2 separate regions of the Homo sapiens genome follow, and region 2 is linked to region 1. A link is an interaction called in ENCODE POLR2A ChIA-PET data of the cell type or tissue named here. Cell type or tissue: OCI-LY7. All regions are shown on one strand. Links, peaks and the distances in the headings refer to the core of each region. The heading gives the core; the rest is flanking DNA.

Evidence for each region. Peaks named below come from ENCODE experiments on the same cell type or tissue, not always from the same donor. Only the 100,000 strongest peaks of a DNase experiment are listed, where the experiment ranks them.
Region 2: POLR2A ChIA-PET joins it to region 1 with 6 read pairs; 3 of 35 experiments call an interaction of 5 or more read pairs at or near these places.

Annotation. Positions count from the first base shown.
Region 1 is chr4:123,357,235-123,373,064 of GRCh38, reverse strand. No RefSeq gene overlaps it. Among named protein-coding and RNA genes, the nearest start is that of SPRY1, 32 kb to the left of the region's middle. In OCI-LY7, for the core only: no CTCF peak of the experiment used is centred there; DNase peaks (open chromatin) are centred at 7,094, 7,934 and 9,184; H3K4me3 peaks cover 3,209 bases; H3K27ac peaks cover 4,039 bases.
Region 2 is chr4:123,132,804-123,148,633 of GRCh38, reverse strand. All of the region lies in intron 14 of AFG2A (AAA ATPase AFG2A), which reads right to left. Among named protein-coding and RNA genes, the nearest start is that of AFG2A, 220 kb to the right of the region's middle. In OCI-LY7, for the core only: no CTCF peak of the experiment used is centred there; no DNase peak of the experiment used is centred there.

The sequences.
Region 1 (15,830 bases), core at 6,888-11,887:
TCTTCTTCTTTTTCTTTTTCTTTCTTTTTCTTTTTCTTTCTTGAGACAGCCTGTTGCCCAGGCTGGAGGGCAGGGGCATGAACATGGCTCACTGCAGCCTTGACCTCCTGGGCTCAAGCAGTCCTCCTGCCTCAGCTTCCTGAGTAGCTGGGATTACAGGCATGAGCCACTACGCCTGGTCTTTCAACTTCTTAAATGTAGAGTGGGAGTCTTGTGTGACCAATAAAGTCACAGATGAAATAAACCTTTGCCCGTTGGAATGAAATAGTGTATTTTATCCATGGATAGCAAAAAGGAGATTTGTTAATAGTTTCTAATTCCTTTAGCTCATTTGATTAAAAACCAATGGGTGATTTCATATTCTCATTTCCTAACCTTAATAAACTATCTTTCACAGATCTTCATTTTGCAGTCATTTTAATACATTATTTAGTAGTGTCACATTTACAAACACCTGTTATTTCCCTTTTGCTAGAAGTTAAACATTTATTTCACTTTTGCCAAAATTTAGAACAATTAAAATACATACTTAACTAAACTTAAACTAAATTACCTAAGGCTTCATGCACGGTCTTGTTTCCATCGCTCAATAATGTGAAAGCACCTCAATTTGTTTGGCAATTACTTACTGTAATTTTTAATTTAGTTTAATTTAACTAATTTATTTACTTTGAGATGGAGTCTTGCTCTGTCACCCAGGCTGGAGTGCAGTGGCACGATCTTGGCTCACTGCAACTTCCGCCTCCCAGGTTCAAGCGATTCTCCTGCCTCAGCCTCCCAAGTAGCTGAGACTACAGGTGCACACCACCATGCCTGGCTTTTTATTTTTTTATTTTTTAATTTTTTTATATTTTTGGTAGAAACAGGGTTTCACCATGTTGGCCAGTCTGGTCTCAAACTCCTGAGCTCAGGTGATCCACCCACCTTGGCCTCCCAAATTGCTAGGATTACAGGCATAAGCCACCACGCCCAACCTGTTACCTCCTTTTAAATGTAGGTTTTAGTACTAGAGAAATGTGCTCATTTAATCTAAATCTCCTCTAGGAAAAGTACATGAGATCCACGCTTATGACAATACAAAGCATAAACTGTGTTCTCAGCAAATTTTAGCTGAGAGTCACTATTATTATTCCTAAGAAGGTTTGTTAGTATTAAATTCATTTTCTCCAACATCCATAGGGCAGAGATAAGAATGTTTAAGATTCACAGACCCCACTCCCAGAGATTATGATGATGGTGGAGGCACAAGAATCTGCATTTCTATAATAAGCACATCCAGAATTTGGATGCAGGTAGTGCACAGTCAACTTCCTGAGACAGAGCGGCAACCCTCTTCCAGAGCTGGCATCCACCTTCCTATGCCGTGGGGCCTGGTGTGCTCAACTGGGCATTGTCTTAATCCATTTGTGTTGCTATAAAGGAATACCTAAGACTGGGTAATTTATAAAGAAAAGAAATTTGGCTCACAGTTCTATAGGCTGTTCAGGAAGAATGGTGCCAGCATTTGCTGCTGGTGAGGCCTCAGGAAGCTTATGATCATGGTGGAAGGCAAAAGTGGAAGTCAGTGCATCACATGTCAAGAGAGAGAGTGAGAGAGGAGGAGGAGGTACCAGGCTCTTAAAACTAGCTCTCGTTTGAACTAATAGAGTGAGAATTCACCCATCACCAAGGGGATAGCACTACCACATTCAAGGGCATCCGTCCCTATGATCCAACACTGCCCACTAGGCCGCACCTCCAACCCTTGGGATCACATTTCAACATAAGATTTGGAGGGGACAAACACCCGAACTATATCAGGCATCTTTATTACAGGACTGTCTTATTCTTAAGTTTCTAGCTGCAAAGACTCAAAATACAGCTCATTTGACAGTGTCCAGACTCCACCCCTATTTAATTTGAGTCTCATCCTACTGATTGACTACTACAGACACTGGTGCTGATCATCTGTTTTGTATACATATGTATTTGTATTAGTCTGCTAGGGCCGCCATAACAAAATTCCACAGAATGGGTGACTTAAACAACATAAATTTTTTTTCTCACAGTTTTGGAGGCTGCAATGTCCAAGATCCAGGTTCTGGCAGGGTTCAGTTTGTGGCAAGGACTCTATTCCCAAGCACCTACTTGGTGCTTCCTCACATGACCTTTCCTCTCTGTGTGTACATGGCGGGGAAAGAGAGACAGAGAGAGAGCTCTTTTCTTCCTGTTATAAAGTCATTGATCCTATCAGATAATGGACCCTTCCCCATATGACTTTATTTAGCTTTAATGATCTCCTAAAGGCCCTGTCTCCAAATACAGTCATATTGGGGGTTAGGGCTTCAACATATGATTGATTCTGGGGGGATACAGTTCAGTCCATGGCAGTATTTATAAACAAACCATGGGGGTGTATATCAACTTATTAAAAAGTAGATGAATATGGATATGTAAAATAGAGTTCACATAATGTTTACTGATATTCACAATTATTTTAAGATAATGTTTAATCTTCATATTCCATCAAGAGATCCATACCTTACAGTTAAACTTCCAGTTATAATTATTACTAAGAAATACTATATCTGGGCCATAGACTCTTATCATAGAAGAAATAAATTGCAAAATGATATGCTATGAAGAAGATTGCCTTTTCTGGAAAAAATATTGTTAATCTGTGCTTCAATCTAGCATCACATAGCAAATTTCAAAACTTTATAGTTTTTTTAGAAATTATTTTTTACATTTTTTGACTGGGTAATATTTTTACGTGTCAAAATTAAAAAGTATTAAAACATACAAAAATTCTTCATCTACCTAGTTCCTAATCCTCTCAAGAGGTAAAAAGCAACCACAGCTATTAGGTTCTTGAGTGGCCTTTCAAAATTTTTAATGTTCAGACCAGAAGTTATTAATATATGCATTTTTCAATTTATTCCACCATTTTAATATAAATGGTAACATATTCTGCTTTTTTACCTTGTCTTTTTGACATAATATTATATCTTGGACATATTTTCACATCAGCAGATAAATATCTTCACTCCTGTTTACAGCTGCACAGTATACTGTATGTAGTTCATAATTTATTTAACAGTCTCCTACTTATGGGCATTTAGGTTTTTTCTAATCTTTTTCTATAACAAGCAATGCTTCAATGAGTAAACTTCCTCACTGTTATATGAATGTATCTTCAGGATAAAATCCTTGAAGTGGATTGGCCAGGCTTATGTTGTCATTTTGCTATCTCTATTTCCAAATGCCCATCTTTAGGCATCGTACAATTTTTCACAGCCATTAGAACAGTTAAAGACAGTTTATTTCCCCAAAGCCTGACCTACACAGTGCAACATCAAGTGTTTGAATGTGTGTCAATCAGATAAGTAAAAAAATGGTACTTCTGTGTGGTTTTAATTTACATTTGTCTTGTAGTAGTACAAGAACATATTTTGAGATTATATTAATGATCATGCATATGTCCTTATCTGTGAACAAATTGTTCAGCTATCAATTTGTCTATTTTATTCCATTTATCGAAAACTCATTTTGAATGTATTTATATTTGTTGTTGTTTTCTGCTTTCCAATTTATTATTTTCTACTTTTATTTTTCTACTTATTTTATTTTATTTTCTACTTTTGCATTTCTCAGTATATCGTCTTGTTCTTAAGACAATTTATAGTCACTCTTTTTTTGCTTAATGATATAAGCATTTAAGGATAGGATGTTTCACTCTAAAAATTGTTTTAGCAGCCGGGCGTGGTGGCTCATGCCTGTAATCCCAGCACTTTGGGAGGCTGAGGCGGGCGGATCACAAGGTGAGGAGATTGAGACCATCCTGGCAAACATGGTGAAACCCCGTCTCTACTAAAAATACAAAGAAATTAGCTGGGTGTGGTGGTGGGCGCCTGTAGTCCCAGCTACTTGGGAGGATGAGGCAGGAGAATGGTGTGAACCTGGGAGGCGGAGCTTGCAGTGAGCTGAGATCGCGCCACTGCACTCCAGCCTGGGTGACAGAACAAGACACCATCTCAAAAAAAAAATCGTTTTAGCTGTATCACCTATGTTCTGATATGTAGTCTTTCTAATCTTTGTATTTTCTATATATTTTCTAATTTTCAGTTTGTATTGTCTAATTTTCAGTTTGTATTTTCTCTTTGAGCCAAGAAGTGCACATTTTATTGCTTTCTGCTTTTAATTTCCATGTGGTAGAGGTTTTTATTGTTGTTAATAAATGAATTGTTTTCATCAAAATTGGACAATTTTATCCATATTCTTTTTTTTAAATTATTATTTTGAGATGGAGTCTCGCTCTGTTGCCCAGGCTGGAGTGCAATGGCATGATCTCGGCTCACTGCAACCTCCGCCTCCCAGGTTCAAGCAATTCTCCTGCCTCAGCCTCCCAAGTAGCTGGGACTACAGGCACATGCCACCACCCCTGGCTAATTTTTGTATTTTTAGTTCAGATGGGGTTTCACCATATTGGCCAGGTTGGTCTCAAACTCCTGACCTCATAATCCACCCACCTCAGCCTCCCAAAGTGCTGGGATTACAGGTGTGAGCCACCGCACCCAGCCATATATTCTTTAAACTTTTAGGAATTTATTGAGGTTTCCTTTGTGGGTTAGTATAAGGTTTCAGTTCAGAGCACTTTAAAAAAAGATATGTTCTCTATTCTTTTTTTTGAGATGGAGTCTTGCTCTGTCACCCAGGCTGGAGTGCAGTGGTGCAATCTCAGTGCACTGGAAGCTCCGCCTCCCGGGTTCACGCCATTCTCCTGCCTCAGCCTCCCAAGTAGCTGGGACTACAGGTGCCTGCCACCATGCCGGGCTAATTTTTTTGTATTTTTAGTAGAGACGGGGTTTTACCGTGTTAGCCAGGATGGTCTCGATCTCCTGACCTTGTGATCCGCCCACCTCAGCCTCCCAAAGTGCTGGGATTACAGGTGTAAGCCACTGTGCCCAGCCCGATATGTTCTCTATTCCTAGGAGGGAAAGCTTTATATATTACAGATCTATCTACTTATTCATTATATTATTTAGGTCTTCTGTACCTTTTCTCTTTGGAATTCTTGATCTCTTATGAACTGAAAGCCAACAAATCTACTAGTAGCATACTTCCATCAACTTTTTTGAATTTTTTATCATTTCTGCTTTATGAAAGTTGAGGCAATGTTATTTGGTATAGTGAAGCCATGACTCTGAGGGCTTTATTCTGAATTGTACTCTGTAGTATTCCTCTTTGCCTCAAATAATGGTTTTGTCTTGAATTCCTTCCCCTCTGATGATTGCACCTGTGCTTACCTTGCATTTTCCTAACATGTCTTTCCTCATCCTTTATTTTCAACATTTTAAAATCATTTTCTTTCAGATATATCTCTTGCATATAGCATGAAATGGAATTTTGCTTTGTGGTTGTATTTTTTGTTGTTGCACAACAACGTAGAACTTAGAAGCATATATATTTATTATCTGATGGCTTATGTAGGCCAGGAGTCAGCTGTGCCTAGCTGGGTACTGCGCTTAGCATCTCATGGGGCTGCCCTCAAGGTTGTTGGAGCTGGAGGCTTGATTGAGGAAGCACGGTCTCCAAGCTCACTTAGATTATTGGCAGAATTTGTATACTTGTGCTTATAGTACTGAGGGTTCCAGCTTTTTGTTGGCTGGAGCTGGAACCCGCTCCCACTCCTAGAAGACAACAGTTCCTAGGGGCTGCCGAGTGCAGAGATCACAGGGGCTTTCCCGACATGGCTGCTTAATTCATCAAACCAGTAAGAAATGTCTCTAGAGAGAGCTGGCTAGCAGGATGGAGTCTTATGTAACTTACGATTAAGAGAGTTACATCCCATTATCTTTGCCATATTCTACTGGTTAGAAGTAAATCATATTCCCCTTTCTCCCAAAGTGGCAGGCACTATACAAAGGCATGTATTCAGGAGGCAGAGGTCACAGAGGGCCATCTTAGAGTCCATCAACATAGTGACCAAATCAGAATCTCTTTTTCTTTCATTTGTAAGTTTAGCCTATTTTTGTTTGGGCATTATTCTGAAATATTCCTTTGTGTTTTTTGTTTTCATTGCGTTTTTAGGTGCGTGTCTCTCTCTCCCTCTCTCTGTGTGTGTACGTGGGTGTGTGTGGCTTTTTTTTTAGAGACAGGGTCTCACTATGTTGCCCAGGCTGGCCTTGAAACCTGGCTCAAGTGATCCTGCCAATTCAGTTTATAGTGTTGTTGGAAGTCTTCCATTATGTGAATTCTTTGTTTTGTGTTTTTTTGCATGTTATTCTTCTAGCATTTAGAAAGGTTCTTATTTTTGTTGTAGTCTTTTGATTTTTGTTATTGTTACCTCATTTACTAACCTTAGTCTTTTATTCTTTAGACAACATCTACTGGTGCCCTACTATAGGCAATGGTGAAACGAGTATATTTCCCCTTAGTTTTCCAGGCTAGTTGCTGCCTCTCTGCTGCTGCTGCTCTAGAGATAGATAGACTTCTTCCTGCACACGTGGCTTTTTGCCTGTAACTATCTTTTCTGCTCTTCTGAACCAACCCGGATCCAAGGAGTCTCCTGCTACAAACCCAGCTCATCATAATCACTGTACCTCCTATTGAAAACATTTGTATCAGTTTGCATAGGCTAGGTTATGTTGTGCTAACAAATGTCCCCCAAATCTTAGTGACTTATAAAAAGGTTTATTTCTCACTCATTTCACTGCCATTGAAGGTGACCTGAGGGTTGACTGTGCTGTATGACGCAGCATCTTTATTCAAATACCCCTCTCTGGGACACTGCCGGTCTTTGGCAGGAAGAGAGGGGGTAGAATCATATGCTGGTTCTTTAAAGCTTCTGCTCAAAAGTGGTACCTGTCACTTCACTCACTTTTCACTAGACAAAGCAAGTTTCATGGTCATGCCTGAGGCGATTGGGGTGGGAAAGATCAATCTTTAGCAAGGATATTTCTGTCCATGGAGGGGCAGAAGGGCCAGGATGACAGGAAAGAGACTAGTGGGGTGGATCAGTCAATATGTTGAGCAAATAATACAATCTATTACACAGGGGGAAAGCTTTCACCCCTCAGGATGTGCTTCTCACCTTCAGTAAGTGTATTTTTGCTGGCACTAACTTAGATCTTTCACCCTGGGCCCTCTTACCCAATAAAGTTTCTCTCTACTTTTCCCCTTCTTCCTCCTACTAACAGCTGCATTTGGTGGCCTTTTACATATTTTAGAGTGTGGAGAATATACCTGTCTCCTAGTTTCACCAAAAATGGAGCATGCTTTCTTTTTTCTTTTTTTTTTTTCATTCTCCTTGTTGCCTTTGGATGATTTCCAGGAGGCAAGGGGGGAATGCTGATGAGTGCAGCTACATTCACACAGAAATCTCCATCTCTTCTTGAGCTGCGTTTCTTTGACATGGCAGGGTATAGTGGAATATGAAAGCCCACAAACTGTAACTTGACCAGTGGATTACATACATGAAAACATTTAAAAATAACTAATGAGTACTAGGCTTAATACCTGGGTGATGAAATAATCAGTACAACAAACTCCCATGACACAAGTTTACCTACATAACAAACCTGCACATGTACCCCTGAACTTAAATTTTTAAAAAAAGAAGAAAGAAAGAAAATTGTATAGTTTTATATTTGTAGAGTAAAGTCAGGCCTTTCTTTTTAGGTGAGTAGGAACTGGTAACTTCACTCTCTTACATTTTCTTGTTTGTACAGTTGGGATATTTGCGATAGACCAATACCACGATGGTTCTGTGATTATAGCAAGACTACAAAATATCCAGGAAAAATGATTACCAGCATAAAGTCAATTACTTGTCCCTCTTTTTTTCCCATTTTTTGTCTGTCCTCCTAGTCCTCCCCTCCAGTTTTGGTGAGTAACTGATGCCACTGGGTTTGCATAGTTCACCTGGGCCATCCTAACACCTGTGTGCCTTTCATAACACCATCATCTCCACTCAGCCTTGACTGCCAATCGCTCTGGGCTATGAGTCAATCTTCTGGATGTTACCTCTCATGTTCACTCATTCATTCAATTAACAAATATTTACCCTATGCCTAATTTCTTCAGCAACTACCTTTCTCTCACTACAACCACATATAGACAGGCATTCAAATAAAAAAATTGTAACGTTGGACGGAAAGAAATATGGCATATTTTTATCTTCAGCTCATTCTCAAATAAAAGCTTTAGAGCCTGGTATAGACATAGATGGATTCAGATTTCTTTCTCAGTTGTAATCACTTTGCAACTATAAACTCAAGCAATAAAAACAATCCTTAGGACATGAAAACACCCAATATTTTAATGAGTAAATAATAAATATGAATATTGTGCCACAGATCATGGCAGACAAGATGATTCTGTGCATCCGTCCTTCTTCCTGCTCCCACACCCCACCCTGAGGATGCTTTACTTTTGCCAAATCACTTCTCATTGAGTGAAGCTGCAGGTGCCAGACTTTTTAACATATTTCAAATATCCATCCTACTTTAAAATCTCAAATTTACTAATTTGAAAAAATAATCTGTCTCAGTTAGGCAGGATTTTTGTTATGTAGGGACTGCAGAATTAATTGGTTGGTAAGCAAAATACTTTTTATAATAATTAGACAATTCTTATGGGGTAGAGGAGGCAGGTATGATGAACAAGAAACTAGAGATATCTGGCACTAACAATAAAACAAAGTGTTGCGGCCGGGCGCAGTGGCTCACACCTGTAATCCCAGCAATTTGGGAGGCTGAGGCAGTCAGATCACCTGAGGTCAGGAGTTCGAGACAAGCCCGACCAACATGGAGAAACCCCATCTCCACTAAAAATACAAAATTAGCTGGGCGTGGTGGCATATGCCTGTAATCATACTGAGGGAGGCTGAGGCAGGAGAATCACTTGAACCCAGGAGGCGGAGGTTGCAGTGAGCTGAGATCACGCCATTGCACTCCAGACTGGGCTTCAAGAGCAAAACTCTGTCTCAAAACAACAACAACAAACAAACAAACAAACGAAAACAAAGTGTTGCATGGGGAAAATGTCATGAGGACATCTTAGGCTGCAGGGATGAGGCAGGCAGGTGGCGAACACAGGTGAAGGGCCCCAGGTATAAGAAATACACAGCCCTCTCAGTCTACTTTCACTTCTCTTTTTTCAGAGATATGGGTACTGAGATGGTTTTCTATTCTAACAAAAACAACATGAGCATTCTGATAAGTGACAGTTCTGCAGCCTCAAGGTAAGTTACCTAATCTGGAGTGATGGGGCCTATGGTGAATTTGAATATGCCTTAGTCTGCTGTCTAAAGGAGGCAGCTGCCACCAGCTCCTGCTGAACACCATCTTGTGGGAATATGGGCCCAGTGTGGGCAGGAAAAAAATGTAAATTAAGGTTACTACTAAGAATATTGCACAAAAAAGCTTCTGTGGGCCCAGGCCCCTTTACAAGGATGGGGCAATTTATTGGCTCTGGCCTTTGGTGAGCAACCTGTGAAATTATCTTCCTAAAGATCACAGTAAGTACCTGGCTCTAATTCCCCACTTGCAAGCATAATGTTTACAATGGGGCAAAGGGTGGTTTTATTTGAAAGAGAAGAAAACTCGCCATCTTGCATTTTTGGGTATCAGACAATAGCAGTCAAAAGTTGCTCTGTGCTCCAAGTGCCCCTCATGGGCCAGGGGATACTCTCTGTTTAAACAGGAGCTTCCCTAAACTTTCAGTCCTGGGCTGGAGGAACTGCTCCATCAGAGTGGATTGGGTGGTCTCCCAGGGACGAGGGGTGTCCATCATGCTCTGCCCCAGTCTCCTGCCAGCTTTCTCTGCAGCCTCCGGGTTTACTTACTTCTTAGCAACTTTTGCTCCATTCTCTCTGCTTTCAGATGTCTTTCTTGGTTTTGGCATTTTACAGGAAGTCTTGGGGGCTCCTCCTGAACAATGCCACTGGGGGAATTATATGCAAAGGTTGATCCTATTTCTTTCCCTGAGGTTTACCAAAGACTGTTTTCTTTACATGATGCTGATAAAATAGGCCATCCTTTTGAATCTATCCTCTCTGCTATTTGCAGCCCTCTCCTTTCATGTCTTCTGGTTTCCACCACCCTGGGGAATTACATTGTTTAGCATTTCCGAGCAAAAAAAGAGCTGTCCTTTTGTTAGATTCTGCCTGTCACTAACCCCACACAGAATGCATACAAATCCATCCCAGCCCTGCTGTCCTTCTACTATGGCCTTCAATGGCCTATATGCAAAGCATGCCCTTTATTTTTCCAGAAACTGTCAGAGTACCCTAGTTCTCCTCCAAGTTAATTTCACATTATGTTACAAAGTGGGCAATGCCAAGTTATCAGAGACTTTGTTACCCACAGCTCTATGGAAGCTGTACCTTATATAAAGGAATTACCTGCCTGTTCCAAACTAGCTCTCTACAGCCTCAGGAAACATGGAATTTACATGTTATATTAGTCAGAGATCTCCAGAGAAACAGAACCATAGGATATTTATGTATTTATTTATTATGAGAGATTGGCTCCCATGATCATGGAGGCTAAGAAGTCCCATGATCTGCCATCTGTCTGCAAGATGGAGGCCCAGAAAAGCCAGTGATGTAGTTCCAGTTCAAGGGCAGAAGAAGACAGATGTCCCAGCTCAAAGAGAGAGTGAATTTGCTCTTCCCCAACCCTTTTGTTCCATTCAGGGCTTCTTTTCTAAGTCTACTGATTCAAATGCTAATGTCTTCTGGAAATACCCTTCCAAACATACCCAGAAGTAATGTTTTACCAGCTATCTGGGCATCCCCTAGTCCAATCAAGTTAACACATAAAATTGACCACTACATGCATAATACCCATTCATTTAACTAGATTAAAAACTCCACTGAGGAAAGAATGATAACATACACAGATTTTTTTATACTAGATCATTTAGCAGAATACATGCATGATTCACGGCACTCAGTAGATTTTAGCTATACTGCTTATTATAAAAGCAAGGGTTATGATTCTGATCATTCAAAACAGGATATGGTTGCAAAAAGTTAATGGAGTCTTTCCTAAATGAACACTTTGATTAACTAAACCTAACAGAGTGAAATTGATATAGGTTGAAGGATACCTAAATGTTCTTATTTCTGTGTTCTGACCGATTCTGACTGTGGCTGTTTGGAGCTATATAAATTAATAATTTGTAAAAAACAAAACCTTCAAATTTGTCTTCTGGATATCCTTCATTTGTCCTTTCTGGATAATTCTTTTTTGGATTCATACAATTTCCTTATTTTGTACAGGATGATTAAGATAACATGTGTTTGGCATTTGTTTACCATGAGTCATGTACCATGATCTTCCTGTCCAATTCAGTTTATTTTTTTTTAAGTAGAAAATGTTCAGACAGCTGGAACTTTTAAGTTCTATTTTTTTCTTTCAGTCCAAGGAAACTCACACATTGAGGCAGTTTTTTAAAGCTTCTACAAATGATCCCACAGTAAGGAAAAAGCTGATAACTCATGCTACTTGGCCAGTGGCCAGATTTGGGCAATCTTTGTAGGAAATTAAATATCTACATGAAGAATGGTCAACTTCATGGCAAAGATGTCTTGTGGGGTCACCTTGCTGTAAGAACTGTTGCTACCATGTCACTTTATCAAGCCCAGGAGGTAGTGTGTGAATTCTGGATGTCTTAATAGTCAAACTAGCAGCCTACTCCACACTCTCCTGGAGGCTAATCTTTTTTTTTTTTTAATGTTTTTTTTGAGACAGAGTTTCACTCTTGTTGCCCAGGCTAGAGTACAATGGCACAATCTCAGCTCACCACAACCTCCGCCTCCTGGGTTTAAATGATTCTTCTGCCTCCGCCTCCTGAGTAGCTAGGATTATAGGCATGTGCCACCACCCCTGGCTAATTTTTTGTATTTTTAGTAGAGATGGGGTTTCTCCATGTTGGTCAGGCTGGTCTCGAATTCCTGACCTCAGGTGATCCGCCCGCCTTGGCCTCCCAAAATGCTGGGATTACAGGCATGAGCCACTGTGCCTAGCCTCTGGAGGCTATTCTCAAAGAGTGGCCAGCCCTGACAGAGGTGGGTAAGGAAGTAGCTCTAAACTTTCAATAGAAAAATAAGAATTCAGGAAGCCCCAAACCATTATAGAAATTCGAAAGGCATCGATGCATTAGAGACTCACCCCCAAAAGCCAAGTGTCTAAGAAACTGAGCATAGACACAGTCAGATATAAATCATGGCCACCACTGGTGGTATTTAGAAAGGGGAAATGCTGGCAAGTGTGTGTCAACAATATTACCCAAATGGATGGCTCACCTGCCACTGACTAGGGAAAACAAGGAGAGTCATAACACTTATGTTTAGCCAGCCACGGTGGCTCTTGCCTGTATTCCTAGCTACTTGAGAGGATGAGGGGAGAGGACTATTTGAGCCCAGGAGTTCAAGTCCAGCCTGGGCAACATAGTGAGACTCCATTTCTTTAAAAAATTAGTAAAATAAAAGCACTCATATTTATATATTGAGGTTTCTTTTATCCTATGAGTTCAAGTATTCACCAATATGGTTTCAGTCATCTTCACAATATTAAAGCTAACATTCCCTTTAGTCAACTTAAGCCATCTCTCATTGCTTGTTCTTAATAGAATTTCATTTTCATAACGTCAGAGCTGCAGGCCTTCCATGTTTCAGCCACCTAAGGGAGGAAGGAAACTGACACTATGGGAGCATCTTCCAATTCAGGCCCCCATACTAGGCACGGTTACTGTTCTGGCAGCTTAGAAGGCCCCCTAGATTTATGCAACCATGGTTTTCTGCTCATGACCAAGATGGCCCACCAGCAGCTGCATTCTTGGAGATTGTAGATGAAACATTTTGTCTGTGGTAGGAAGGAAGCTTGTTGCTGCCGTCTGGCAGGATCATGCTGTTACAGTGTTCCACCTGCTTAGCAGGCTGGTCCGGCTGCAGCAGCTATTTGCAATTCCTCATGTCACTCATGACCTGCCACTACCTCAATTCACACTGCATGGACCTCCCCTTTCCTGCTCTGGGACTTCTGGTTGCCACTGAGCTGTGAGATTCAGTGATATCTCTTGGTGCCCATGCTCTTGCAAGAGCTCATCTGGCCAGCCCATCATGCTGCAGACTGCAGAGAGGCAGGTAGGGAATGCTGATGACTTTTTGTGGCTCACATTGCGGAGCCTCTTGGGTCAGCTTCTAGAAAGATTAGGTCATACACCCGGAAGTGCAGAAAGCAGACACCCTGTGGGCAAACTTTAACCAATGAGAGTGGTAAATAATGTGTCCTCCCTTCCACCACCCAGACAAACCATACTGAGAGTAGGAGAGCTGCAGATGGTTGGGAGGCAGAACTGTGAGAACAGGTAGGCTTGGTTGTACCTGATAGTGAGCTGTGGCTCTCCTGATGATGCACTCTGGTGTGTCTGTCCCCTTCCTTCCCGACCTCTCTGCCCTTTAACCCCCACACATGATTTCCTGGATTGCACTCCCCCATACAAATGTAAGTACATAAGCCTTTGCCTCAAGCTCTGTTTCCAGTTATACACATTATCTCAAAAAAAAAATCCTCAAACAGTTCTAGGAAATAAGTGGTTATTATCTTCACTTATCTGGATGATAAAAATGGAAGTAAGGTGGTAGATAACTTGGCCAAGCTATTAAAAAGCTGAATCAGAATTCACCCAGATCTGACATGACTGTATACAGAATTTAGAAAGCTGCAACAAGCCCCTACTAAACCCAGAGCTGATGCTTGCTTTCTTTGAGTCCAAATTCTTCCACCTGGAAAATGGAACCATAAGAAGTATACTCTGTACTCTACTTAAAAGTAGCCGTTTGCATCTATTTTTTCCCTCCATCACTACTGACATTGCTATTATCTTATGTTGCTCGTATAGATTATGCTGGGCCACATAATCAAGTATCAGATGCACTGTTTCCTGCAATCATTATGAAAATATGGGGAAAATATACTGTATTGAATTACCTACAGCTTAGAATATGAAATAAGTCTATATTCAACCAAATGCATGTATTGGCCTGAAAATTAAAAAATATAAAGTACAGGACAAAGACTTTCCATGTTACATGTGACAGAAACCTAACTCAAACCAACTTAAGCAAAAAGGAGAACTTTTTGGAAGGGTAGCTTATGGAATGAAAGGACAAGCTACAGGAACCTGAAAGGTTAAGTCTTGGGAAAGGCCTCGAACCTCCCTTGGATGGGTCGAATACTCATTCTTGGCCATTCTCTGTGGCCAGGGTATTGGGGTTCTGTAATTGACCCAAACTGGGCCTTGTGTTCACCTCTGTGGTCTGGGGGAAATGTTAGGTGGGATGAGGTGACAGGTATATTTCTAGAACAAGTGGGGAAGGAAGTTTGTTGGACATCCACACACAAACACAACAATCCTACAACACAGAGAAACCAAACGAAACACATGAAACAATTAAGGCCTGATTAAGCGCTAAACAGATCAAAATGTATAGGCATTTGCAGGGAAAAAAAAGGTAGTGTGAGGGAGAACTTTATAGACCAAATGAAATTTCACTTATTTATTCAAATATTTATTTAATGTTGTTCAATATCGAATATGTTAAATATTGAATATTGTTCAATAATATATATTGAATATTGTTCAATAATATTTATTGAATATTATTCTAGGTCCTGAAACTATAGCAGTGAACAAAATAGTAAAAACCAAAAAATAAAAAATAAAAAAAACAACAGAAAAAAGTCCCTGCTATCATGGAGCTTCCATTCTATGGGGAGAGACAGACAATAAACAGGATGAATAAATGAAGTACAGCACAGGGTGCAGTGGCTCATGCCTGTAATCACTATGCTTTTGGGGCCAAGGAGGGTTTCTTGAGGCCAGGAGTACGAGACAAGCCTGGGCAGCAAAGTAAGATCCCACCTCTACAGAAAAATTTTAAAAAGTAGCTAAGCATGATGGTAAACACCTGTAGTCCCAGCTACTTGGGAGGCTGAGGTAGGAGGACTGCTTGAGCCCAGGAGTTTGAGGCTGCAGTGAGCTGTGATTGCATTACTGCACTCCAGCCTGGGTGACAGAGTGAGAACTCATCTCTTAAAAAAATAAATAAATGGCCTGTAATCCTAGCACTTTGGGAGGCTGAGGCAGGCGGATCACCTGAGGTCGGGAGTTCGAGACCAGCCTGACCAACATGGAGAAACCCTGTCTCTACTAAAAGACAAAATTAGCCAGGCGTGATGGTGCATGCCTGTAATCCCATCTACTCGGCAGCCTGAGGCAGGAGAATCACTTGAACCCGGGAGTGGAGGTTGTGGTGAGCCAAGATAGCACCATTGCACTCCAGCCTGGGCAATAAGAGCAAAACTCCATCTCAAAAAAATAAATAAATAAAAATAAATAATTGAATAAGTGAAGTACAGTATATCATATTAGATAATGAGAAGTGATGAGAAGAAGAAAATGTAATTTAAGACAGTCTTTGGAGTTCTTTTTTAAGTAATGAGAAAGGAAGAAGGAAAAGCAGGAGGGGAGAGGAGAGCCTAACCTAATGTTTTTAAAAAGCAAGGACCGGCGGGAAGTGTATCATAGTAGGGAACAGGAGAGATGCAGGCCTCGGCGCTGGGAGGAGTGGGGAATAGGCTGGGGCTGGGTTTCAGGAGGATTTGAAAAGCAGACAGAGGAGTTTGGATTTGATTTGGAAAGGAACACGTAGGCTTTAGAGATGCCCAAACAAGGGAGGGGCCGGTTGAAAGTGAAGTTGTAGGAAGATCATCCTAACAGCAGCAGGCAGAATGGGTTGGAGGGGATGCTGAGGGCCACAAAGAGGAGGGAGGTTGGGG
Region 2 (15,830 bases), core at 7,133-12,132, 220 kb after region 1:
AAAGGCTCTGGTGGTGGTATCAGTGGGCCAGCTAACTAACTCTAGTTACAACAGTAAGCCATACTGGCAGAAAGCAGAAGCAATCAAGAGACACACTTAATGGCACATATTAAAATATAGTAAAGGCAGTTGCTATAGGCTAGCTACAGATCAACTCCATTATCCACTGCTATATTTGCTTTCTGATTCTTTCACCTTTCCAGCTGATCTGCTTCCAAGTCATTTTATAACCACCCACTCTTCACTACTCCCCGGAAAAGTTTCATTGTTTAATTTTAAAAGCATTTCTCTCTCTCCCCCTCACTCCCCACTTTTCAACAAAATGTGGAGTTCTGGTCTCAATCATTATGCACACGTAGCTCTTAGTGCTAAAAAGGAACTGTATGTATACTTAAAAAAGAAAATTGAGATTTTTGCCTTCTCACATGTACCCATGTTTAAATAGTGGTAAAGGATGTAATTTCCAGAGTTTTGTAAATATTGAGATTTTAAAATAAGACCTTTACATCAACTCTTTCAACATATTCAACAGATTTAAATATACAGTGATTTAACACTACCATCTATTTAAAAGATATCTTTGAGAAATTTTACACTGCTCTTTTTTTCTCCTTGAATTTGTACTTCTACTCTACTATCCCAATAGAATTTCCTTCTTTCTCTGATCATCTTGTAATAATTCTTAGAAAAATATGCACATATTTTGAAATTTTAAAAAGTGTTCACTCATATGAACATAAGGTTCTAAGTATTACGTTTCTTCTGGATTGAATGAGCATTACAATGATTCATGTACAATTACATAAATGTATTAATGATTTTTGGAAAATATAATTAAACATTAAGGTTATAGAAAGTTCGTTTCTTAATGAGACAGCTGGAATCCTCTTATTAGTCTCCCTCCCCAGTGAATTTTTATAGACATTGTAAACTATTACTTATTGCTACAATTCAATTTTTTAGATTCTATTTCAATTTCTAAAAAAAATTTGTGGAATAAAGTACAGAGAAACCTTGTTCATACAAATAAGCGAGAAGTAATTCTGTTCTAATCATATTCCTCAAGTATTTGAAATCTGTCTATATTATATATCAGGAATGATGACAGATAACAACTGAAAATCTTTTTTAATTGTAACTACTGAGAAAATAAGAATGAAAAAGGCAAATGGTAATTATTATGATCTTCAGACCACACTCAGTAAACTGGTACTGAGTACCAGTTTAATAATAGATGGCTTTAGTGCCATCTATTCTCTCAAACGTAATACCTGTATTTCCCACTGCCCACTTGTTTGATGCTTCAGAGGTAAAGAGGAGTTTGGAGAAGAGAAACTTCCACCCCCATCACAAGTGAATTCTCAAGCAGATCAGTTTTAGGCACTAAAGATCTAGAAATGGGTTTCCTTAAACTATCATTCCTATGTATACCATGCACAACCAAGACATGACATCTCCTGGTTTAAAGAGATTCATTAAATTTAAGAAATTAGTTAACTTTGATCATACAGCATTTAAGTGTTAGAGTAAGATAACAGAAGAGTGAAATGGGAACACAAATATATAATATAAAATAAGATCAAGTTTATCATAAAATGTTATAGATCTTGGAGTTTCCAGTATAAAGGAAGGAAAAATTGTTTAGGATAGAAAATAACTTGGAAGTGAAAGGAGTATGGGGCATTTGTTGGGACAGATCTTTGCTCACGGAAGACTTATGAACAATGTGACATGACAGCATAGGTTGCCCTAGTAGTCAGTCCCTAGGTGTATGTCCCTAGCAACTGCAACGAACTCAAACCCTGTGCGCTTTGCCTTGTAGTGTAATCATGAGGGAAAAAAATGAGAGGTTTGGCATCCACCCCTTGTGATCTGAAAGAATAAAAATATTGGAGGCTTGGTTAAAGTGACACAATGGTTCCAATGGTGCTGCAACATGTTCAGATAAAAAAGCACCTGGAAATCTGTGTTCTTTGTTTCGTTTGGTACTGAAGCTCTTTTCTCAATTTATCAGTATCTGTTCATGTTATCTCTGATGTCTATTATTAAACAGAGAGCTTAATTTTGAGTTTCATAACTATGCATATTTTTCACTGTTAGTGTCTAAAGTTCATAAATACTTTCCCTGATGAATACAAGAACCTCAAAATTTTCACCTACTCTGATCTCTAACTGACTTCCTTACCCATCTTGTCCCCATAACTGCTGAAAGACTAATATTACCTGGAGTTTTAATTCTAAGCCAACAAATTACTTGGCTCTTATTTCTTTTCTTCCCCTTCTTTTCCGTTTTTCTCCCCATTGTGTGGCTATAAAACTATACCCTTTCTTGGGTTCTTTATTTCCTTTTACTAACTATATCTCACTAGTTCCTTCTGGACATACTTTTCTTGCCTGGTGCTTTTCAGAAATAGTGTTGGTACAGTAAGTTTTCTGAGATCTTGTATATGAGCAAATATCCTTACTTCTCCCTCATATTTAAATAAGTTAGTTGGATAAAATCTTAGGTTCAAAGTTAGTTTCCTATTTAGTGGCCTCTTGCATCTAGTGTTGTTGAGAAATCTGTCAGTCTAATTCATGACAGCAAATCAATCTCTTTCTGTTGGCATTTATCACATGTGTTAACAGGATTCTAGACATTAAATTTGCATTAGAAGTACAAATATGTTCTAAATTGTTCTGAAGTACTGCTATAAGTATTCAGAGTATACACAACCTCCAAAAAGAAAAAATAATCCAAAGATTAAGAAATAACATAAAAATACATTAAATTACTGTTAATTAAACTTTAAAAGTTCGTAGTCCAGTTTTCAGTAATTAGGATGCCACTCTCAAGTAGACATATTATTCTTTAACCAATATACCAAAAGGATATACCTCATTGGGGATCAGTTTCCTAATCTATAAAATGAGTAAATATTTGGAAGAGAATTTTATGTAGTGAATTCTCAAGGAATGATACTAACATTTTTCACTTTTGTTATTATCGTTTGGAAACTGTTAATGTCACCGGCTTTGGATTTAAACAGATTTAATACTAGTATATAAACTACTGACTACTAACTTTGTGGAAGTTTTAAATTCCCTAAACTTCAGATTCCCCTCATGTAAAAGGAAGAGATAATGAAAAGTGCTTAACATATTAGCAGATTGAAAGTGCATTATTTGCTACTATTATTAGGTGTGCAGTAATCTAATTGCTTAATTTGTCATATAACCAGTGAGTTTTATCTGAAGGACTCCTGTGTAATTTACAAGATGAAATGAAGAAACTGAAGCCAACTTTAAGGCTTTTATGTCTTTTACTCTGTATGTTCCTCTTCCCTGATGTATCTGTCCACAGTTTTCAGTTTCATTCAAAAATTGGGCAACTGAGTAAAAGAGCTGGCCCATGTATGCAAGTTCCATCAGTGTGGCCAGGTAAAATTATTCTCCAAATTGAAAAATGAGTAATAGAAATGGTAAGAAAAATAATTATTAATTATTTTTTAAAAATTAACTCTATGCAAGGCACAGCCTCTAGAACCACCACAGGAAGAGAGTGAATCTCTGCCTTTTAGAAGCTTCCAATTTCGGGATAAACAAAAAGATAAACAGCAATGTAAAGTCATATGCATTAAATGCTGAGTGGATCTTCTAGCCTGTATGTTCTAAAGAAAATGGAAAAGAGAAAAAAAATTATTGTCTTAGGAAAATAATTGCTTCCAGTACATTTTCAAAGCCAGTTCCACTTTTCCACAGGTCCATCTACTGAAAGATGAAACCAAAACCAACAGAAGACTACAAGGCCATTCAGAACTATTCATAAACTAGTATGACCAATTTCATCAAGTAATCAAGAAACAAAGTTCAAGTTCCTATGACTCTGAAAATTTTACAACACAGGTTCTTTGAGGTCACTTTTCCTATGTTTCAAAAACTGACTATAAAAACAAGTACTTTTCCCCCAACTTTATTGAGAGAAATGCTTTTGCTTTTAATCATATCTAACATTTAAGACAGGTTAAAGAAAGGAAATATCCCTTTTAATTATGGAGCTTTTTAATTACTGTGTGGTTTACAACAGTCTCACTTACAAGTCATCGTCCTTTCAAAACTAAAGCTAGCATCTCTCTTTATAGTATTATTTACTGGCTTCCCTTGCATCTGGCACCCAGGTCAGTGCATAGCAGATCAAACTATAATCTGAGCTCAGATCACAATGAAACAAAAGCCAAGGAAAGCCCAGTTAGCATTACTATATTACTTACAGCATGTAAATAAGCTGAATTAGATAATTTACATTTTATCCTTACATTAATTGAACTTTGCTGTGCAAGCCAGAAAGGTATCTATTAGAAAAAAATATTAAAAGCAAATGAAGCCAACAGATATATAGAGCTAAACAATGAGAACACGCTCTTTTCAAAATTTCCATCAGATCTATAAGGCAGTATAACAGAAAGAAAATGATTACAGTAATTCCTAGAGCAACTGGAAAAGTTGTCAACCCCATAGGTGTAGATTATTCTTGAGTTTTTCTACCCATTTACTGCCTTTTCCCCAGGTATACCACACAAGTTAATTCATTTATCCACTCACTCAACATCTGTGGAAATACTTCCTAGTACTAAACAAAAAGTCTGGGCTAACGAATACAAAGATGAAAACATTATATAGCATTACGATGAAAACATTATATAGCCCTTACAAAACACCAGTAGTCTGTTGCTGGTGAGGCCTGACTTTCTGACTGAAAAGAAGGAAAAATAGATTTAGCTTTCTAAATGTCCTTTCAGGTTAAAGGAAAAAAAAAAAAAAAAGAGAGAGAAGTTTATGCATATCCCTGAATGAAGTCAAGCTTTGGGTTCAGGAGTATTTTTATTTTCTCCCCCATGTATGAAATTTTAAAATCATTCATCCACCGAGAAATGCAAAGCATTACATTCTATTCTTCATGTTTCCACAGATTGGAGACTAACTTTATTAGTATATAATGCCAATTTATTAACATAATTTCTCCTTATTTCCTCTTAGTAACACTTAAGTCATGCCTTCTTTAAACTCTTGTACCTATATCAGCACAAATACTGTACTTAGTTATTTGCCCGAAAATTGGAAAAGCTCATAAGAAGGTGGGTTACTGACAATGGATAAGAGCCATATATACATCAACCATTGCAAATTCCATCAGATCTTGGAAATCCCTAGAAAGAAAGGCACAGATGTGATATACGTTAATTATCAAATTGTGAAAGAGAAAGTAGATGTTGATAGGTCTCCCAAAAGATTATTTATAGTTAATGTAATAGCGACGACTGCTGAAAACTTGCTGAAATATTTTGTAAAACAGGATTACATTTTTTAACATTAGAATTGAAAGGGAAAAATAAAGCAATTGAAGGTACAACAACTTAAAAATTTTAGTGCTAAAGTCGGGTGTGTATCTTTGATAATCTTTCTTTTTTTTTTCTGGAAAAACTAATAATACAGGGTGAATACCCCTTATCTGAATTGCTTGGGACCAGAGTGTTTCAGATTTCAGATTTTTTTTGGATTTTGTAATATTTGCATTATACATACTTACTGGTTTAGGGTTGAGCATCCCAAACCTTAAAATCCAAAATCCTAAATGCTCCAATGAGCATTTCCTTCAAGCATTATGTTAGAACTCAAAAGTTTCAAATTTTGGAGCATTTCAGGTCTTGAATTTTCCAACTTAGAATGCTCACCCTGTAATAGCTATTGCGTCTCAAGGCCTCACTTTACAACAAATTGTAAGCCAAATGATTCGTATAAATTATCTCTTCTGATCCCCTAATATTTCTACAAAAGAGTTATCATTCCTATTTTAAGATCCATGTATACTGCAGATTATTTTTAAGGGAAAAGCAAGTAGTTATGCAATCCTGTATTAGGTAAAGAAGTACTTTTCACAGCCATTCTTGGTTTTCCAGCTGTTGGGAGATTAACCCTGAGAGAGCATCTAAAGAACTACCATTCTCTTAAATTAAAGGCCACAGAATGAAGTGAAGTCTATGACAGATTACCAAAGTTAACGTATCTCAAGTTGTTTAAGAGGGACATGAAATCAACAATGAATAGATTCCTTGGAAATATGACAATTTAAAGATGAAAGAAAATTACTCACATATATAATACAAAATTATATCTGCTTTATCCAAATGTTAGTTTTTCTGATGCTTTCTAAATTAAATATATTTATTTATATGACGAACATTCACCAAAACTTAAGAGTACCAGGAACCATGCTAGACTAGGCCATGAATAAAACATGACTGCTGTCTACCCAGGCCTGTGAAAGACTTTACATCTATGATAGCACTGTAGTAACTACCAAGGCTATATGCATGTGTACTTACATGCATGCATACATACATTCATTCCTACATTTGACAAATGAGTAACTCTATGTAATAAGGTATTGTTCTAGGTCATGTTCAGTGATAATTAGTATCCAAAAACAATTAAAAACTTCACAGTGATACAGATATTTAATGCCAAACAGCCAACCTCTCTTGCTAAATTCTTCGCAAAAATATAACCTATATTCACTGTCAGCTGTCCCAGTTGTGTCTATATAACATTAAAGAAAGGAGGAAAACATCAAGGAGTTTTAGATGATGAGATGAGTCAAAGACCATACGAATTCAAATAGTCAACCTAAAGCTCTAAGGACAATACTGCCAAGGAATGGTCTTAAAATACATATATCCCCCCTTTTAGGAGGGGTCACGTTTGCTACAAAAAAGTGGCAAGTGAGTAAAAAGGCAACCCACAGAATGAAAGAAAATGTTTGCAAATCATCTATCTGATAAGGGATTAATATCCAGAATATATAGGGAATACCTAAAACCCAACAACAACAAACAAAAAACAAACAACCCAGCTCAAAAGTGGGCAAAAAACTTGCATAGACGTTTCTCCAAAGATGCAGATCGAGCCTCTACTTACAACGGAGTTCCATTCTGATAAACCCATCAAGCTCAAAATATTAAATCAAAAAAATATTTAACATACCTACCCTACTGAACATCATAGCTTAGCCCAGCCTAACTTAAACATGCTCAGAATACTTACATTAGCCTACAGGTGGGCAAAACAAATCTGGCAACACAGTACACTATAGAGTAACACTGTTTTTTTGTTTGTTTGTTTTGTTTTGTTTTTGAGACCGAGTCTCGCTCTGTCACCCAGACTGGAGAGTGCAGTGGGGCAATTTTGGCTCACTGCAACCTCCGCCTCTGGGTTCAAGCGATTCTTCTGCCTCAGTCTCCTGAGTAGCTGGGACTACAGGCCCACGCCACCATGCCTGGCTAATTTTAACTTCCTAGTCAATGCAGCAGAAATGTAATATAATTTTTAAAAGCACCCAGAACAACTGGGAGATCAATGCCTACCAGAACAAGCAAGTCCCCTAGTGAAAAATTCCAATTCACCACAAAGTTATTCTTTTTGTTTTGCTAGAAACTTTCTTTTAAAATCATGTCTTTTCTAGAGAACAGACTTTTAAACACATGAAAACAGTAACTATTTTACATTCTATTATCCATGGTAAAAATATGCTGTGGACCTTGCCTGTTATGTCCAAAATTAGTTGCAAATCATGAAATCTCAAAATTGTGTGTTATATTCTAGATGTCATCTCACCAGGACAGAATACTATGAAGTTATTAGTTATGCAATCTAGATGCTATAATTAATGTAGGCTAAAATGACACGAGCATTTTTTTTAGTAGTTTCATGACAATGTTAACTTTTGTTCCATGTGGGGTCAAATTTCCATGTACCACCAAACAAGTAAAATCTTTCTCATCCTACAAGTGTTACTTTAGTGAACTTAAATGTAAAATTTTAGATTTGTTTTCAGTAAACTCCATATTGTGAAAATGTTATATAATGTTAAGATTATTATTACCATGAATATAAAAATTAGTATCTTGTCAAAGTTTAAAAAATGGGAATACACATAGAGCAATGTGATAATAAGCAATCAACTTTAAAAAACAAGTATACAAAGGGTTACCCTTAAGTAGTTTTAAATAAGAAGCAAATTTAATTCAGTATTTTTCAATTGAGAGATTTATAATGCCTGTGGCATTACAAGAAAGAATCGCTTTTTTAAAAAAAAAAAAACCTTATCCTCTAAGGGAGGTGTTGTGACACAGAACAGGTGTGAAGCATTGACTCAATAAATAAGCCTAACATATCATCATATATCAATCATTTAGAAGGCTATTTGCATTATTTTCTATTGTGATGTTGGAATGTAAGTAAAAGAAGAAAACCAGAATTTTAAGCACCAAATCCATTAAGCTATGTACATCTAGCACTCCCAACTACTGAAACTGAAAGCAGATTCAATTTAAAAAATAAGAGTGGTTGACAAAGGATGGATTTTTTCACTTACTCATTCTCCCGTATCAACAGCTTTATTTCCTACCTGTCATTTACTCAACTAAAGGTTAGATATTCTGAAAACAGGTTTGTTTACTTTACATATCAGGATTGAAGGAAAGAAACGAAATATAGTACAGTATTTATTTTCCTGAAACAGTTACCAAAATTTTAGCCTTCAAGAACTATGGTATACCAAAGAAAAGAGTAAATCCCTTGATCTCTCAGTGACCTATCTGTTGATATTTGCCTACTCCTGAGGGCTGCTTGAATACCTGAACAATTTGTTTTATCCTGGAAACCTATTTCTCTGCTATGACTGAAAAATAATGGGTATCAGTCTGAAAACAGAAAAAGCTCATATTAAATAATAGGCTTATAAAATTTAATAGAATGTAGAACTTGAATGATTCAGAAAATCAGTAACCATTCACAAAATAAATGGTTCCCAAAATTGCTCCTATTTATGGCCAAACCATAATGTAATAATGTGGCAATTTTTGTAAAGCATGTAATGCAACATAAGTTTTGACTTAAATGAAAGATAAAAGTACACCTCATAATGACTAGTCATTAATCCAGGTATTGCTTTATCAATCTAATACCCTGAAACTTACTGAGTATCTTAATTCACTAATATGAAGTTTAAATTGCCACTGAAGTATATTCTTTATTACTACATTTGTAAAACTAGAATTTACACTGTTACCTGTGGCTTTTCCAAATCAAAATTCTAACTGACAGATGGATCAAGTTTTAATCTTCAAATATTGGTGCTGATTTTCTCAAATCTTTAAAAGTTATTTGATTCCAGAAAGAAAGAAAAAATAAATAAAAGATGGTTGTGTCTGAGACCTGAGGCTATTAAGAAAGAAAACAAAACTACAGGTTGGTTAAAGGAAGTCTGTAGAATTATTTCCCTACTGGTTTTAATGAATGTTTCTGAATGACCTTTGAGTACCAGTTCATTAAGAACAAGACAGTGATTGCTACAGAATCAGGAAAGGGAATGCAAAGAGAAAGTTGCCAAATTCAAAGGCTTTTAAAGTATTTTCACTCTATGTACTTGGAAATAATTTGTTTCATAGGCATCAAGCTTTTGTCTTAATATTTACATCTGTTTTATCTCCTCATTCAAGAAAAGCTATAATATAATCAAAGTTACAGAAGAAACAGATAGCTATTAAAAATTCCAAAATTTAAATACCTCTTAAAACCACATGGTTAATAGGAACATTTTAGGTGGATAATGTAAAGAGTATTCCCATTTCACTGGTAAGGTTTGAGTCTGATTAAAAATTCTAGTTCTTTGATATACATATATTTTATACATATACATGTATATGTGTTTCTAAATTTGAATTTATTCAACTCTGGTATCCTAAGAAAAAATGTAAATCTTATTTTTGTTATTATTATTCACTAATAGTATAAAGTATGGTTCCCAGTCTGTCGGTTGTAGGCTCCTGGGCTTGAAGACCTATAAATACCAAATATTACCTTAAAAAAATGAAAAAGTATATTTTGAATATATTTATTTTTTTTCCAAATGTTAAGTGTACGCTGTTATGATTACAAAAAATAGATAATTAAAGTGTTACACAACTTGCAGTAGTATTTTCCCATAAGGTATTTTTAAAATTACACTGAAAAAATTTAACTGCAATTATGTGGGAATCACAAATTGTTTTGATTCCAAAACTAGTTCAACAATATCAAAAATGTTTAAAGTTTCTGGAATACATTTAAGAGCTATCTTAAGAAGTATGAAATATGTCTTAAAAATGAGAAAATAGTAAGCTTTTATGACAATGAAATTAGAACACTCAAAGAATGTGTAAATTTAGAAGTCATACATACTTAGAGGTTTGTCATAAACATAACTATTATCTTAAGTAAAATACAGGCAGTAGCATTGTGGTCAAATGTGCAGACCCCAAAACCAGACTCAGAGTACAAATTGCAGCTCTGCCACTTAGCTGTGTTACCTGGGGCAATGAAATCTCTTTGCAAGTCAGTTTTCTTATCTATATCAACAATCTCATACTGAATTTAGGAAATATCCCAAGAAAGGAGGCATGGACATAACGTTATTTTCCATATAATTGCACACTATAGGCTGAAATTAATATAGAATAAAACAAATAATTAAAGGATGCATAACAAGCAGTACAGAAAAGATTAAGAGAAGTGTGGGCTAAAAGGCAACTTAATGTTGTCCTTTGTGGCAGACACCCAGCTGTCATCAAATATCCATTTTCCCTATCTTCTTGACCTAGATCATTGTAAGGGTTCTATACTAATGTATAGAAACTTCAAGTGATAAAATATTAACTCTAAGTAGACTGTGAAAACTTAGATGTGAATATTGTAATTGCTAGAGCAACACACAAAACAAAGAAATTTTAAAATGCCAGTAAATGAATTAAAGTAATAAAAAATATTCCAATAATTCAAAAGAAGGCAGAAAAAGGAAAACCGAAGAATGAAAAACGGAAGCAAACAGCAAACAATAAAGTCACAGACATAAACCCAAACATATGGAAATTTATACTAAATGGTATAAACACAACTTTAAGAAACCTGATTAAGACTGTACAGCAAACAAGATACAAATTGAATGCTATCTATATGAAAGTCAACTGTAATAAAATAATACATACATGTTAAAAGAATGTAAAATGAGACCACGTGATCACCAGCAAAAGAAAAGTGGATTGATTGTGTTAAAATCTGAGGAAGTTAGATGTCAGAATACAAAAATTACCAAGAGATGTAGAGGGTGCAACAATTGATAAATGTGAATGCATCTAAGAATAGAGCTTCAACACAGATGAAGCAAAGCTGAAGAAAATGAAAGGAGAAATAGAGAAATCCACAATTACACTTGGAGACTTCATCATTTCTCTCTCAGGAACCAAAAGAATAGACCAAATAGAAATTCTTCAAGAATATCAAATACATGAATAGCAGCATAATCAACCAAAGTGACCTAAATCAGGGGTCATCAACCCCCGGGTTGTGGATCAGTACCAGATTGCAGCCTATTAAGAACTGGTCTGCACAGCAGAAGGTGAGCAGCAGACAAGCAAGCAAGCATTACTGCCTGATCAGCCGCACCGTTAGATGCGCACTCATAGAAGTGTGAACCCTACTGTGAATTGTGCGTGCAAGGTATCTACGTTGTGTGCTCCTTATGAGAATCTAATGCCTGATCTGAAGTGAAATAGTTTCATCCCGAAACCAACCCCCGCCCCACACCTGTGGAAAAATTGTCTTTCACAAAACTGGTCCCTGGTGCCAAAAAGGTTGGGGACCACTGACTAAATGACCTCTATAAAACACTGCACCCAACAACAGACTACATTCTCTTTTTTTCTTTTTTTTTTTTTTTGAGATGGAGTTTCACTTTTGTTGCCCAGGCTGGAGTGTAATGGCATGATCTCGGCTCACTGCAACCTCTGCCTCCTGGGTTCAAGCGATTCTTCTGCCTCAGTCTCCCAAGTAGCGAGGATTACAGGAATGTGCCACCACGCCCAGCTAATATATATTTTTTTTTTTTGAGACGGAATTTTGCTTTTGTTGCCCAGGCTGGAGTGCAGTGGTGCGATCTCGGCTCACTGCAAGCTCCACCTCTCGTGTTCACGCCATTCTCCTGCCTCAGCCTCCCAGGTAGCTGGGACTACAGGCGCCTGCCACCACCCCAGCTAATTTTTTTGTATTTTTTTTTTTAGTAGAGACGGGGTTTTACCATGTTAGCCAGGATGGTCTCGATCTCCTGACCTCGTGATCCGCCCGTCTAGGCCTCCCAAAGTGCTGGGATTATAGGGGTGAGCCACCGCACCTGGCCTAATTTTGTATTTTTAGTAGAGACCGGGTTTCTCCATGTTGGTTCGGCTGGTCTAAAACTCCCGACCTCAGGTGATCTGCCTGCCTCAGCCTCCCAAAGTGCTGGGATTATAGGCGTAAGCCACCGCACCCGGCCAACAGACTACCTTCTTTAAAAGAGCACACAGAACAGTCGACAAGTTAGGACAATGTCGTGGGTGATCATAAAACCCACATATTAATTTACATAAATTAATAAATGTAAAGACTAAAATCATACAAAGCATGTTTTCTTACTAGAATGATTAAATTATTAGTTAAAGACACTGAGTTACTGAAAAATTTCCAAATATTTGGAAATTACAAATCTTTTACTTCCTTGTTTACTAATTGTTTTACTTATTTTTTCATACTATTGTAAATGAGATTGTTTTCTTAATTTTTTTCAGACAGTTTGTTGTTAGTGTAAAACAAAATGCTACTGGTTTGTGTAGGTTGATTTTGTACCCTGCAACTTTATTGGGTTTATGAATTCTAGCAGTTTTGGGTGGAGTCCTTAGGATTTTCTATATATAGCTGTCCCTCAGTATCTATGAGGGATTAGTTCCAGGCAACCTGGAGGATACTAAACTCCATGGATGCTCAAGTCCTTTATATAAAATGGCATAGTATTTGCATATAACCTATGCCTATCCCATATACTTTAAATGATCGCTAGATTACTTAAAATACCTAATACATGTAAATGCTATGTAAACGTTGTTATACTATATTGTTTGATGAAGAGTGACAAGAAAAAAGTCTGTAGATATTCAGCAGGCATAACTATCCATTTTTTTCTGAGTATTTTCAATCTGTGGTTGGTTGAATCCAAAGATGCAGAACCCACAGATACAGAGGTGTAACTGTATAAGATCATGTAGTCAGCAAACAAAGATAATTTCACTTCATCCTTTCCTATTAGGATGCCTTTTATTTCTTTCTCTTGTCTAATTGCTCTGGCTAGGACTTCCAGAACTATGTTCAAAAGAAATGGTGAGAATAGGTAAGCATCTTGTATTGTTCATGATATTAGAAAAAAAGCCTTTAGCTCTTCAGTATTGAGTATGCTGTTAGCTGCAGACTTGCCATATATGGCCTCTACTGTGTGGAGGAACATTCCTTCTGTACCTAATTTGTTAGATTTTTAATCATGACAGGATGCTGAATGTTGTTAAAGGCTTTTTCTGCATCTATTGAAATGATCATGTAGTTTTTGTCCTTCATTCTGTTAATATGGTAAGTCACATTTATTGATTTGCTTATGTTGAAGCAATCTACATTCCAGGAATAAATCCCACTTGATCTACTGGTAAATGATCCTTATAATGTACTATTGACTATGGTTTGCTAGTATTTTGTTGAGAATTTTTACATCAATGATCATCAGGAATACTGGCCTATAGTTTTGTTTTGTAATGTCTTTGTCTGGCTTTGGTAAGAGGGTGATTCTGGCCTCATAAAATGAGTCTGGAGGTATTCCCTCCTCTTCAATTTTTCAGAAGAGTTTGAGGAGGATTAGTATTAGCCCTTCTTTAAACGTGTGGTAGAATTCAGCCATAAAGTCATGTGGTTCTGGGCTTTCCACTGATGACAGACTTCTACTTACTGAGTCAATCTCCTTACTAATTATTGGTCTGTTCAGATTTCCAATCTCTTGATTCAGTTTTGTTATGTTAAATGTTTCTATCCATTTTTCTAGGTTACATGATTTGTTGACATATAATTGTTCATAGTAGTTTCTTATGATCCTTTGCAAAAAAAAAAAAAAAAATCCTAAAATTCATATGGAATCACAAAGGCCCAGAATAGTCAAAATAATCTTGACCAAAAAGAACAAAGCTGGAAGCATCACACAAACAGATTATAAAATATACTGCAAAGCCATACCTAGCATCAAAACAGACACATCAACGAATGGAATAGGACAGAGAGAGCAGAAATAAATCCACATGTCTATAGTCAATTGATTTTTGATGATGATGCCAAGAACATACAATGGGGAAAGGACAGTCTCTACAATAAGTGATGACGAGCAAACTGAATATCCACATATAGAATAAAAATGGACCCTTTTCTCACCCCTTATACATGAATCAAGTCAAAATAAATTGAAGACTTAAGCAGAAGACCTGAAAATAAAACTACTAGAAGAAAACCTAAGAGAAAAAGCTCCACAGACAGAGATTTCTTGGATATAACCTCAAAAGCACAGGCAATGAAAGCAAAAATAAACCAATGGAACTGCATTAAACTAAAAAGCTTCTGCACACCAAAGAAACAATAGAGTGAAGAGAAAAACCCCAGATTGGGAGAAACATATGCAAATCATACATCTAATAAAGAGCTAATATCTAAAATATACAAGGAACTCAAACTACTCAATATCAAGAGAACACATAACCCTATTAAAAACTGGAAAGAACTTCAATACACATTTCTCAAAAGATACACAAAAGTCCAACAAATACAAGTGCTCAATATCTCTAATAATGAGAAATGCAAATTAAAACCACAATGAGATGTCACCTCACATCTGTCAGACTGGCCATCAGAAAGATGAAAGACAGTAAGTTTTGGCAAGGATGTGAAAACTAGGGAATCCTTATCCACCGTTAGTGACACTGTAAATTAGTAAAGCCATTTAAGAAAACAATATAAAGTGATATTGTAAATTAGTATAGCCATTTAAGAAAACAATGTCTAGGTTACCCAAAGAAGTAAAAACAGAATGACCATATGATTCAGCAATCCCACTACTGGGTATTGTAAAAGGTATCAGAATCAAAATGAAGTCACCTGTGTCAAACTCAAACAAAAAATATATATAAATAAAGCTAGGAGTTTACAAAGGGAGGCCACACACACACACACACACACGCACACGCCTATGATAGGAACTATAACAGACACTGTATGAAGGACTCTTAGGCACATATGCCTGTAACCACAACGTTCTAAACTGCAGATTGTTACAGGAGTCACAAGGACAGCTAGCCAGATGCACAAGAACACTTGCCTGACACAGTTTCCACTAAAGAACTGGTGTCAGCTCCTGTGATAAGCCCCGTAACCAATGTTGTCATTGTTTCAAAATAAACTACTACTTTTCTCCTTTACCTTTAAAAGCATCCCCTTGCCTGAACCTCTTTGGATATGCCTGTGGTCCCCATAGGCTGCATATCCCAGAACTGCAAATCCTCTATGCAGTCTCGAACAAACCCATTATCTTCGGAGAACCTCTCTGCCTGCTATTTAGGTTGGCAATGTATACACAAAGGATTGAAATCGGCTGGGCGCAGTGGCTCACGCCTGTAATCCCAGCACTTTGGGAGGCCTAGGCGGGCGGATCATGAGGTCAGGAGATCGAGACCATCCTGGCTAACACGGTGAAACCCCGTCTCTACTAAAACTACAAAAAATTAGCCGGGCGTGGTGGTGGGCGCCTGTAGTCCCAGCTACCGGGGAGGCTGAGGCAGGAGAATGGCGTGAACCCAGGAGGCGGGGCTTGCAGTGAGCCAAGATCGCACCACTGCACTTCAGCCTGGGCGACAGAGCGAGACTCC